Linked DNA regions of Homo sapiens: all the other regions are linked to region 2. Evidence: chromatin contacts called from ENCODE Hi-C or POLR2A ChIA-PET data. All regions are on one chromosome and are shown on one strand. Each heading gives the region's core, a stretch centred on a gene start or an enhancer-like site at or near the end of the contact. The rest is flanking DNA. Distances are from core to core; before and after follow the strand shown.

Region 1 (3,959 bases), core at 1,071-3,570, 91 kb after region 2:
ACGGAAGGTGCAGGCGTGGAGCAGAGCTATGCTGTACAAGGGAGGGGAAGCGCCCTGGGAAATGCAGTACAGACAAGTCCCAATTCCTTGGAAATCTCTCCTGGACACAGATTCAGACTTGCTTCCTGGAAGCCTGGCTGTGATTCTATTTGGAGAGAGCAGCAGTGCCACCCACAGGTTGTAGAAAGGGTGTTCAGGTTTTCTTTGGCAGGGAAGTTACTCGCAGAGAACTTCTCCCTGGCCAAGAGCAAATAGATTGAACTATTAATAAATAGCTAACATTTCTTGAGCATGATGTGCCAGGAGCTCTTCTGAGTAATTTTTCTGACATTCCTCAAAATAACCTTGTAAAGTAGGTAGTTCTATTATGCCTCTGGTGACCTACTGGGAAGTTCCAGAACCGTTTAGCTGAGACCCATACTCTTGGTCATCACAGTGTGCTGCCTGTCCCACTCCCATCTCCATCAGCTAGGGTCAAAAGTGATGGAGGGTTGGCCAGGCTCGGTGGCTCACGCCTGTAATCCCAGCACTTTGGGAGGCCGAGGTGGACGGATCACTTGAGGCCAGAAGTTCGAGACCAGCCTGGCCAACATGGTAAAACTCTGTCTCCACTAAAAATACAAAAATTTGCCGGGTGTGGTGGTGCATGCCTGTAATCCCAGCTACTCAGGAGGTTGAGGCAAGAAAATCACCGGAACCTGGGAGGCAGAGGTTGCAGTGAGCCAAGATTGCACCACTGTCCTCCAGCCTGGGCGACAGAGCAAAACTCTGTCTCTGAAAAAAAAAAATAATGGAGGAAGTATAAACTCTCTCCTGTTGCACAAATCCCAAGTAGAGGTTTTGGAAATCCAGAATCCAAACAAAATGCAACTCTGCCTTCCGCCCTTAGCACCTGCACAAATGACAGTCACTATCCTTAGTTTCCAAGGCACCTCAGAATATTATGGTGATGAATGAGACCCTATTTGAATTTTTAAGTGTTTATTTTGGTTAAAAAATAAACATCATACTCCTGGAATGGAAAAGGGAAGGTAACAGTTTAATTTGTTTTCAGAAGACTGGAGAGCGACATGAAAATGGCCCAGGCTTATAACCACCTAGGTCAGTGTATGATGCAGTGGTGGAAAGACACTTCCAAATTTGGAGTCAGAAAAATTTACTGGTTTCTTTAAAAAGTCACTTACTAACTGTGTGTTTTGGGGAAAGTTACCTAACCTCTCTGAGCTTCCATTTCCTCTTCTGAAAAAATGGGATAATAGCAAGGCTCTGCCTCATGAGATTATTGAGAGTCACTTGAAATAATGCATGTGAAAAGGCTGTATCCATTTCAACCGCCATGTCAGAATTGCCATTAGTACCCAAGCCTCTCAACTCCCAGTTCTGGATTCCTTGTAAGAGCTTTCTTGCCTATGTATTTTAATAATGAACAATGAAGCCCTGACTTTTTGAAACTGAAGAGCATAAAGGTCAACATCAGCAGATGCTGTATGTACATTGTGACCCAGAACAGCCTAGGGAAAACAGAGACCCCAAAGTGCTGTTGAGTGACAAGCGATTGGGATGACCAACCCCATTGTCTGCTTTGGTGGTTTGATGGCCCCACTCCTGCTGGGAGAGTGAGCCACCAACCAGGCAGAGTCCCTCATGTACCGTTTTCCTGGGGAGGATGGAGAAGCCGGTATAATACATACTGCCCAAGGGAGTTTCCAGAGGCTCAGCCCTGGACTTTCCCTCCTCTCTCAGCCCTCTCTCCCAAGTATAAAATGTCCTGGTCAGCCACATGCCTCTGGCTAAGGCCCACTGCCCTTTAGAGCCGTATGGTCGTATCTGCTTGGTCTGGCATCCTCGCAGATTTGATTGGGCCTCTGTAGCCATAACCCAGCTACTTCTCCTGCAGGGAAAGCCAAAATCCTCAGCCCTAGCTTGAATTCTCAGCAGCCACCCTGCATCCTTTCCCTTCTTGGTTTTCTTCAGCTCTGGTAATCAGATCCCAGAGTAGATCGTCTTGACCCTCCTTAGCCTCTACGCCTCTCCAGACAGGCGGGCAGGTGGAAGGACTGGTTTGGGGACTGCTGTTTACATGTCTGTTTATCCCTGTATCTGATTTGCCTCCACCTGTATGTGGCAATGCCTGGCAGTGCTAGGAGGGCCTCTCCATGGGACTTGAGGTGGGTGGAGGGACCTGATCAGGTGGCAGGGGGTGGGGACAGTGATCGTGGTGCCAAAGTTGTAGCACATGTGTTTCAAATAGCCTGGATTTTATTTGTCTGTTCCTTTGTCCCTCCCCTTTCACCCAGGTCTGCAGCCAAATCTCCTCCCCTTTCCACAGCAACAAAGCGGTCTCCTCCTCCCACAGACTGGGCCGGGACTGGCATCCCAGGTAAACAACCCCATTCTTCCTGTTTCCTCTAGGAATGTCTCAGCTCTCACTGAGTTTAACTCACTGGTTTCCCCCTACCCCTTTAACAGGGCACTAACCCCTCTGGGGAGAGGGGATAGCAGGGAACTATCCATTGGCACAGGGGAAATCCAAGCTACAGCAAGTGGGGGGACAATTTACCAAGTGTCACTGGTGGGGCCACAGTTAGAATCCAGAGATTCCAGCTCCCAGGCCAGCCTCCTTCATGCTCCAGGCACTGAACTCCAACCCTGCACAGGCCCCAGCATTGCTCCTCTGAGAGCCAGGCTCAGCTCACTTCTCAGGCATACCAAGATGGCCACGAACCCTACCTAGGTGCTCTCAAGCCCCAAGAGGGAGACTAGAATACTACAGACCTGATGTCCCAGACCACAAAGCCAGTGTCTTTCACCTCTGGGCCACTATTCCAGATTGCCTCCTGCAGTGGGCACGTATATAGGCCAGTGGGCTGAGGTCTGGGAGAGGGGTTGTTTGCAGAGCTGCCATGGTTCCACACAGCACCTTTTTTCCAACTAGGAAAAAGGCACCTCTTCTGGCCAGGTGCAGTCTCATGCCAAGGTGGACAGATTGGCGACAGCAGCATGAGCTGTATCTTAGCTGCCATTCCTCCCCTGATCTGGGTGCCCCTGTACAGTTAATAACCTGCACAGCTGCATGAGATGGCTCTGCACAGATGGTTGGGCAGAATGGTTGGGAATGACTGCAGAGATCTCTGTGCTAAGATCCCCATGGCTCACCAAGAGCCCGGCCTTCAGAGAGGGCTGAGGCCACTAAAAGTACCTGGAGGGGAAGCTCGCCATCTAGTGGTTGAAATGGGGACACCAGCATCATAAGCTGCTCTTCCGCCTCCTCCTGGCTGCCCTCTCCAGAATCTCATAGCCATGGGCTTACAGCTGGAAGAGATCTTAGAATCTTCAAGATCAACTCTCATCTCTTATCATATTTTGGCATGGAGAGACTGGTAGCAGAGAGACCACATAGAAGATTATGAAGATCATCCAGGGGAGGGGTCATAAAGGATTGGCTTAGAGTTGTGGCAATAAGAAGAGGGGATGATTGAGGAGATGCTTTGGGAAGTTGAATCAGTGCAGTTTGCCAGTGGATTGGAGATGAAAGGAGGAGGGAGAAGGTCTAGCAGAGAGCCCCATAAGTCTTTGTCAAATGAAAGAACAAATGATTTAATGAAAAGGAAGGTTCAAAGAGGACTGGGGCTTTGTCCTGAGGGTCTGGTCTATGCCACACTCTCCTCACACACCCTCTCCCTGCAAACTAAGACCAAATTCATGATGGTTTCAGACTAAAAGACCCTTCACTGGGGGAAAGACTCCTAAACTTCTCTCTAGAGGTCCTTTTACCTTCTTCATCATAAGGATACCTATCTGAATGGTAAACCCAAATATCCCAGAGGAGAAGAAGTAATGTTTAGTCTACAAAAAGTAAATCAAAAAGGAGAGAAGAGGTGGATTTAGCCCTTTGAGCTAGCTGGCCACAGTGCCTGGACCCCTAGGCCCAGATTCCACTCTATCCTTGTGGAATGATA
Region 2 (3,860 bases), core at 394-2,893:
TAGCTGGGATTACAGGCGCACGCCGCCACACCCAGCTAATTTCTTTTGTATTTTAGTAGAGACGGGATTTCACCTTGTTGCCCAGGTTGGTCTCGAACTCCTGAGCTCAGGCAATCCGCCCGCCTCGGCCTCCCAAAGTGCTAGGATTACAGGCATGAGCCACCGCGTCTGGCCCAGACGCTCTATGCTTAAACATCTGCCAAATACCTGCTGTCAACCACTTATGTCGAGCATCATGTGGGCCTTGTCAAAAATGCTAATCCTCAGTTCTTTTCCCTAGAATCTGATTCCATGGGTTTAGGGATTCGGGAATCTATTTTCTAACAAGCATCCAGGTGATTCTTCAGGAAAGGCAAATTTGGAAAAGGCTGACTTGGTAGTCTCTTAAATTCCCTTCAGTCCTAAATCTAGGCAGCAGAGAGCGGGTAGCGGGAAGGGCCCCTGGATGATAGCAAGAGGCCGATTCTAGCCGGACCCTGCAGTTCACATGGCCCTGTGCTGGGGAAGCCCTAGAAGGGAAGGAGGCTGCAGAGAAGGGAGTTTTCACCCATCAGTAATCAAGGTCCCAACAGAAGTGAAAATGGAAGTCAGGGAACAATTGGTTTTGAGCATCTTCGTGGGGCTTTTTCCCTTGCCTGGGACTGGCAGGACAGTGTAGGTCTGAGCAGCTTCCACGATACACACGGGGACACTTAAGCCCAAAGAATTTTTAAAACGTGCCTAAATTCCACAACTAATCAGAGGAGGCAGCAATCCAGATCTCCTGGTCTTCACCCTTCTTATTGTTGGGGTGCACCGCAGGGCACGCATGTTTCCTTGTGGCTTGTGGGAAAGCCACTGTCGTGGAGCGCCAGCGTCCCGAGTCCCTGGAAATTCTCCCAAGTGACCTGGAATCCAACATTTCCCTGGATTTTCATAGTCTATAATAGAGAGAAAGAACCGGGTCTGCGGTGGTGGGCAGGACTGAGGAAAGGCCGTGAATGCGGGAAGCACGGGAGGCAGGACTGAAAAGGAAAGAGGCACAGGGGCTCACAAAACCTGAGGGCCGCGTCCCAGTGGGTGACCTGACCCATCAAGGTCTAACACCTGGCCGTGGCAAAGCTGGGCGAGAACCCCCGATCCACCCTCCCAGTGTGGGGCAGGGAAAAGGCAGAGTGCAAAGCGAGGTCTGATTTTGCAGAAGCTTTTTAGAAATTCGCTGTCAGAGAAACTGAAAGACCAAACAAAACCCCTAAAAATCCAAGCCCGATTATTTCATCCACGTGGCACAAAAGCAAGCCAAAAAAAAAAAAGCGGGGGGGGGGGGTGGCGGTGCAGGGCGGGGGAAGAGTCACCCGTCCTGCCCCTGCTGGAAGGAAGGGATTTGCCCCGGGAGAGCAAACTTCTGACTCCGCCTGGGTCGCTGACTCCGCGCGGCCGGGCGGGAGGGAGGTCGAGGAGGCCGCTCGCACAAAGCCGCGGAGCCGCTGCCCCCTCTCCCCGCCCCCTGCCCGGCCAACGCCGAAGTGCGGAGAGCAGCCGCGGGCCCTTTAAGGGCCGCGAGGTGCGCGGTCTCTTTAAGGCGGGTCCTGGTGGTTTCTGTTTTCTGAAGGAAGTGACGGGGGGTGGGATTGAATGAAAAGTGCAAAACACAGGCTCGCAGCGCTGGAGCCCGGGGCCGCGGAGCCGGGCCGGGGCAGCGCCGTCTCCGCCTCGGGGCCGCCGGGGGCGCCCTGCTGAGCGCTACCCACGTGCGTCCGCGCCACCTCGCGGGCGACCCCGCGGCCAAGGCCCCCGGCGGAGCGGCTCCCGGGCGCCCCGAACTAGCCCCCAACTTTGGGCGAAGTTTGCCTGCGCCTCTCCCCGCCCCCACGCGGCGCGCCGGGGCCGCGGACGGCAGCGGCCCCCGGGGATGCGCCTTCCCGGGGTACCCCTGGCGCGCCCTGCGCTGCTGCTGCTGCTGCCGCTGCTCGCGCCGCTGCTGGGAACGGGTGCGCCGGCCGAGCTGCGGGTCCGCGTGCGGCTGCCGGACGGCCAGGTGACCGAGGAGAGCCTGCAGGCGGACAGCGACGCGGACAGCATCAGCCTCGAGCTGCGCAAGCCCGACGGCACCCTCGTCTCCTTCACCGCCGACTTCAAGAAGGTGAGGCGCCCTCACTCGCCGGGGTGGCACCTTCAAGCCTGAGCCCCCCGGGATCCCAGGCGCTCTCTTGCCTGCAGACGGAAAGACGGGCCCAGGAGGGAGACGCAGCTGGCCCAAGGTCACGCCGGGCTCTTCTCTACACCTCTTTGCCCACTCCCCAGGGCCCACCCCTTCATTCTCTCCAAAGAACCCCTCTGCTTCCCTTTCTCACTCCCTCCTCCAGCGCTCCCAGAGCCCCCCAGGTGCTAACCCTCCTCCAGAACTCCTACTAACGACTGGACTCCCTTCTTGGAGTCATTCCCCTGTGCTCTAGTGGGAAAGTCCTAGGCGAAGTGTTCTCGCTGTGGGCTCTCACTGTGGGTTCTCCCTGTGTGATCTAGAGCAAGCAAGCCTCTTTCCTCCTATGGGCCTGGCTTCTCACCCCTGTACAGGGCACTGAGGGGTCTGCGAGGCCTCCCAGCCCTGACATTTTGGAGTCCCTCTGTCACCTCTCCCTCTGTTTCACTTTTCTGGGGAGAGCTGGTTGCCCCTGGTCCCTCTCAAGCCGGGAGAAGCCCTGTCTCCTCTTTGGTCTGGAAGGCTGGGGCGCTTGCAGCAGGAGGATCCTGGAGAGAGACCCCAGCTGAGGCCCCCTCCCTCTGGGAGAAGTGCTGCCCTTCACTCTGCCTGGCAGAGAAGCGAGCCAACCCCCCTATTTTGGCCCAGATTAGGGTTAGGGAGTTAGAGACCAGCCCGGTGGGTGGGTGGGTGGGTGGGTGTGGGTGTGTGGGTGTGTGTCCCAGATTACGGTTTGGGAGTTAGAGACCAGCCCGCTCTTGGTGTGTGTGTGTCTGTGTTGGAGGGAATAAGAAGGGCCTTGCACCCAGGGGGCTGGGGGATTATCAGGAAATGGGCCTGGATGGTGAGTGACTAACAGTGACCCAGCAGCAGGAAAGCTGGAGGAAAAGAGGGTGGGTAAGTCTTAGGTATTCAAAAGGAGCGTTCTGTCTCCTTCCCCCAGCTAAAGAGAGGCCCTGTGAGGCTCTGTCCCTGGGGGAGTGCAGGGGTGAAGCCGATTAGATAGCTGGGGGAGCCCGGGGCCCCGGGGACCCTTGCTGAAGCTGCCTGTCTTTCCTCCCTCGTAGAGACAGGGCGCTTTAGAGGAGAGGTGGCGGAGTTTGGGAAGTCAGTTAGGGACCCAGCCAGATTGCCATAGTTAGCAGGGGTGAGGGGTTAGGCTTGACCGCTAGAGGTGGGTGGGGTTGGGGGGTGAGGCTTGACCGCTGATTGCCCCAGGGCCACGGAGTTGGCACTGACATTGGACATAAGCAGGCAGATGGGGGGTGGGGTAGTGAGCGTTCACAAATGGGAAGACTTTGTAGCCCATCCTTACTCCGCAGGCCTAAGCTAGGCACCCTGCCTCCCCACCTAAACCCTAGGAGAATTTTATCAAGTGTGTTCTGTTCCTGAAAAATCTATGTTAGTGGCTGGATCCATCAGGAATCGGGGATCTAATCTTCTGTCCAAGCCCTTTGTCCTTGAAAGTTAGCCTTAGGCCAGGCTGTGAGGCTCCCAACCCCCTGCCCACTGGATGTCATCTTGTGGCTGCACTAGAATCCTGCAGAGAGACTTCCCTGGCTGTGGCCAGGACAGTGAAAGGCAATGGGTAGGGCTGAGCTTTTATAGCCTTTAGCTACATCTGGAAGGTTTTTATTGCTGTGATCTGAAGGGAGAGGCTAAGAAGTACCCAGGTAGCTGT
Region 3 (3,729 bases), core at 819-3,318, 73 kb before region 2:
CTCCCCATAGAAGTACAGGCACAGTCACATAGAACTCATGCAAACACACTTACGTATCACATATATGAATACATGCAAACATCCACAAAGGCACAAAAACACCCACGTGCACATAAAATAAACACATATACAGATGCTCCTCAACTTGTGATGGGGTTATTTACCAATAAACCCATTGTAAGTTGAAAATGTGATAGGTCAAAAATGCTTTTAATACACCTAGCCTACCAAGCATCATAGCTTAACCTAGCTTACCTTAAACTTGTTCAGAGCACTTACATTAGCCGACAGTTTGGCAAAATCTTCTACTACAAAGCCTATTTTGTAATAAAGTGTTGGATTTTATGGAATACTGTACTGAAAGCATAGCACTTTCACATCATTGTAAATCAAACCATCCTAAGTCAGGGACTAGCTGTACACGTACACGCCATCCACACACAAACTCCAAACTTCCCCAACGGTGTCCGCCTGCAGGAATATGTGTGTCCACACACAACCACACACGCAAAACACAGGGCCCAGCTGGGAGAAGGATAAAGGAGGCTGTGGAGGAAGTCAAGAGACCAGCTGGGGATCAGCTAGAACAAGAAGCCACTGTACGACAATAAAAACTACAAAGACAGCAAGAAGGACCTTTCAGTGGGCCCCAAAATTCTCTCCTTCTAGTATCTTTCCTCACCCACAACCCATTCCCCAGGGGCCAGTCCGACTCAGGTTGGAGGAATTATCTCTTCTTCAAAGCAAAAAAAAAAAAAAATAAAAGAAGAAGAAGAGGAGGAAGAAGAGGAAGAGGGAGAAGGAGAAGAAGAAGAAAGAAACACCTCAGCCAGGCACAGAGCCCAGAAGTGAGGTCTATGCAGTTGGGTCATACTCTCTAACCTGACTCGAATTTATCCTATGACTTTGGTCAGGCCCTCAACCTTTTCTGAGTCTCCATCCGCTCATCTAGAAAATGTCCCTGTCTCCTGAGACCTTAGGGGATTGGGGAGCAACCTCTGATCCCCAGCTGGGATTAGGGGGGACAGGGGGCATGAGGGGAAATAAATGTTTTCTAAAAGAGCCAAGGACAGTAGAAACTTAAGCCCCAAACCCGAGGAAGCCCGAGTGGAGAAGATGAAGTTCGGAGGGGTGGGGTGAGAGAGGAGAGGCCTGGAGGGGCAGGAGGGGCCCCAGCACTTACCTCCTTCTCGGCCTTGGCCTCCTCCACTGTCACGGTGCTATGATTCTTGTGCTCCTGGAACATGCAAAGGTAGCAGATGCAGGTCTGGTCGGTCTGGCAGAAGAGCTCCATCGTCTTGCCATGCACGGGACACTTGCGGGCCTCAAAGTCCCGGATGGGCTCGAGCAGCTGGTGGTCTCGGAAGGCGGCGCCCTCCAGGTGGGGCTTGAGATGCAGCTCGCAGAAGGAGGCCTGGCACACCAGGCAGGACTTGACCGCCTTCTGCTTGTTGCCGATGCAGGAGTCGCACAGCACCTCCTCGGAGCCGGACTTGGACCGTGAAAAAAGGCCCGTGTCGGCCCGGGGGTAGCTGTTCCGCCGGGTCTCCCCGGGCTCCATGATGGACACCGTGGGCTTCCGGGACTCCGAGAAAATGGACTTGCGCAGCTCGCCCTTTTCGGCAAAGGTAACGGGTGGCTTCTTGGCAGCCCCCAGCTGGAGCCCTGCGTACGGCGACCTCTTGCCTTCCATAGAGTCCATGCTGAAGTAGTTGGAGTTCTTGTCGTCCCCGGACTCGACAAACTGGATGATGGGTCGCCGCCACTCATTGCCCGCGAACAGGGCGCTCCTACCTTCCCCTGGCTTCAGGGCGCTGCCCAGGCTCTTGCCCTCAGCTGCCTCCCCGCCGTGCCCGTTGGTGGTCTTGGCATCCTTGCCGTCAGCCTTGGTGCCATTCTCCAGGCTGCCACTGGGGCCCGACGGGCTCCGGGCATCCCTGGCTTCTGGGCTCGACCCGTTGCTCCTGGAGGCATCTGCAGCTTCCATCGCAGGGTGCTTGGCTGAGCTGTTTCAGGCTTGCTGGGGTTCAGGATAGGTGACCTTTCTGGCAGGCGTCTCGGCAGGGAGTGGGGCAGGCAACCACGAGGACTAGAGACACACCTGTGAGGAGGAGGAGGGGGAGGAGGCGGAGGAGGAGGAGGGGGAGGAGTGGAGGGGAGGAGCAACAGGCACAAGCCTGACACAGCGGCCCGGGAGAAGCAGGGAGCCCCGCAGCCAGCAGAGCAGATAATTGCACAGGAACCACGCCCTGCACATTCATCCCTAACCTGATTTTTAAAAGAAGTGTTTTTTCTCCCCCAGCTTATTTTCCACAACTCAGCAACCAGTTGGGCTGCTTCCCTCTGACGCACTTGCTTCTCATCCGGGGAGCGGGGAGTCTCCGTCTTCACAAGTGGGCAGGCTTCACTGAGCCCAGAGGCCCCTGGGGCAGAAGGTGAGGTGTCTGCAGAGGCCTACCAGACACAGGGCTGTTAACTGGGTCACACAAGCCAAATAGCCTTGTAATTTGCAGGCCTGAGTTTCAGAGGAAAGATTGTCCACCCTGGGACTGTATCGCTGCTTTTCACCTTAAGGGGGAAGGATGGGTTCCATTTGATTTGGCTACTGAGTATTGAACCCTACTTGCCAACCTCCAGGCACTTTCCTAGGTATTGCATATATTACGAGCTCATTCAGGCTTCCCTAAAACCTGTTCAATTACCCCTTTTTAACAGATGAGAAAACAGGCTTTAAGAAGATAACTCACTGGCCTAAGTCAAGTGGCCGAGCTGGGATTTGAACCCTAAGCCTTTGAGAAGCCAAAGTCCCTTCTTCAGCTGGGTGGTCATGGAGTCACCTGAATATCTCATCAGAAGATGGCTTCTGAGAGTCTGTCCTATCCCAATGGCCCCAACAAGATACATATAGACCTTAGATTATTGCTACCTGCGTGGATTCAAATGACCAAGGCACAACAATGAGGGGAATCCAAGCAATGCCAGCCCAGGTGGTTGGGTCCTCAGGGCCCAAACACTTGACTCTCACCTGTCTCCACACTTGGTCTGCTGTGTGACTCAGAAAACACCTGCCCATCCTCTCTGGGCCAGGCCACAGGCAATGCCCTCCAAAAAGAGGTCAGCAAAGTGTGAGATTCAGATAATCTCAGAAGTCACCTGTTCAAATATGACTATCATATAAATACAGACCTCAGGAAGAAAAGTGAGAAAAACAAACTTCATCCCCTTCCTCTCCGTGGCCCCTGCGGAACACCAGGACCCTTAGCTCTTGTAGGACATGCCCCCCAGCCACTTCTGGGCTCTGACCCATTGACCTGGTCCTAGGAAGCCTCCAAACCCCTAAGGAAAGGGCCGTGCCTCTCCAAGGCCAGGCTGGGCAGGGCAGAGCAGACAGTAGGTGAGGCTGGCGTGGCAGGTTCTGGGCTGTGTGGAGGGGAATGGGTTTCCCTTCCTTCCCCTCCAATCCATGTCAAGCTAGGAAGCCCCCGCCCCTTTGCCTCACCAGGCTGAGCAGCTAATCCTTTGCAAAAACAGCCCCTGGGAACAAGGGCAGAGACAAGCCCACCTCACAAAGCAGTTCACTTATGAGAGGATGTATGTGAGGTGGTGTTGGCGTGGGGAGTGCTGGCTTCATGACGGGGATTCTCCTCTTGCCTGAGGTCTCTGTCTGTGGGCCCCAAAGGAGCCCCCTCTTGTTTGAACTCACTGGTGAATTGGCTAAGAGCTTGTTGG

What was found. A loop is a pair of places that touch in the nucleus more often than their neighbours do. ChIA-PET counts read pairs that join two places held with the same protein, here RNA polymerase II (POLR2A). Pooled maps may share reads with other maps.
Region 1: a map of PC-3 shows a loop between it and region 2 (15-fold over the local background). The contact joins the enhancer-like site here to the promoter of OAF in region 2. A Hi-C loop is called at or near these places in 4 of 168 maps with a recorded cell type or tissue (DLD1, PC-3, dorsolateral prefrontal cortex and 1 more) and 6 of 50 pooled maps. POLR2A ChIA-PET finds 5 or more read pairs at or near these places in 3 of 52 experiments (MCF 10A, Panc1 and activated naive CD4-positive, alpha-beta T cell).
Region 3: a map of mammary epithelial cell shows a loop between it and region 2 (2.0-fold over the local background). The contact joins the promoter of TRIM29 here to the promoter of OAF in region 2. A Hi-C loop is called at or near these places in 3 of 168 maps with a recorded cell type or tissue (PC-3, PC-9 and mammary epithelial cell) and 1 of 50 pooled maps. POLR2A ChIA-PET finds 5 or more read pairs at or near these places in 3 of 52 experiments (MCF 10A, PC-3 and PC-9).

What each region holds. Positions count from the first base shown.
Region 1 is chr11:120,299,989-120,303,947 of GRCh38, forward strand. It overlaps POU2F3 (POU class 2 homeobox 3), which reads left to right. Exons shown (of 13, transcript NM_014352.4): 6 at 2,298-2,380. Among named protein-coding and RNA genes, the nearest start is that of TLCD5, 23 kb to the right of the region's middle. Within about 2 kb of position 2,321, at least 8 of the 41 ENCODE cell types and tissues checked have a DNase peak (open chromatin) inside an H3K27ac peak, as active enhancers do.
Region 2 is chr11:120,209,389-120,213,248 of GRCh38, forward strand. OAF (out at first homolog) reads left to right here and starts at 1,644. Exons shown (of 4, transcript NM_178507.4): 1 at 1,644-2,122. The coding sequence starts at 1,892. RefSeq lists an enhancer at 397-938 and silencers at 1,272-1,531, 1,712-1,761, 1,852-1,961.
Region 3 is chr11:120,136,045-120,139,773 of GRCh38, forward strand. It overlaps TRIM29 (tripartite motif containing 29), which reads right to left and starts at 2,069. Exons shown (of 9, transcript NM_012101.4): 1 at 1,184-2,069. The coding sequence starts at 1,987. LOC105369529 (a long non-coding RNA gene) reads left to right here. Exons shown (of 3, transcript XR_948100.3): 2 at 2,303-2,393; 3 at 2,716-3,729.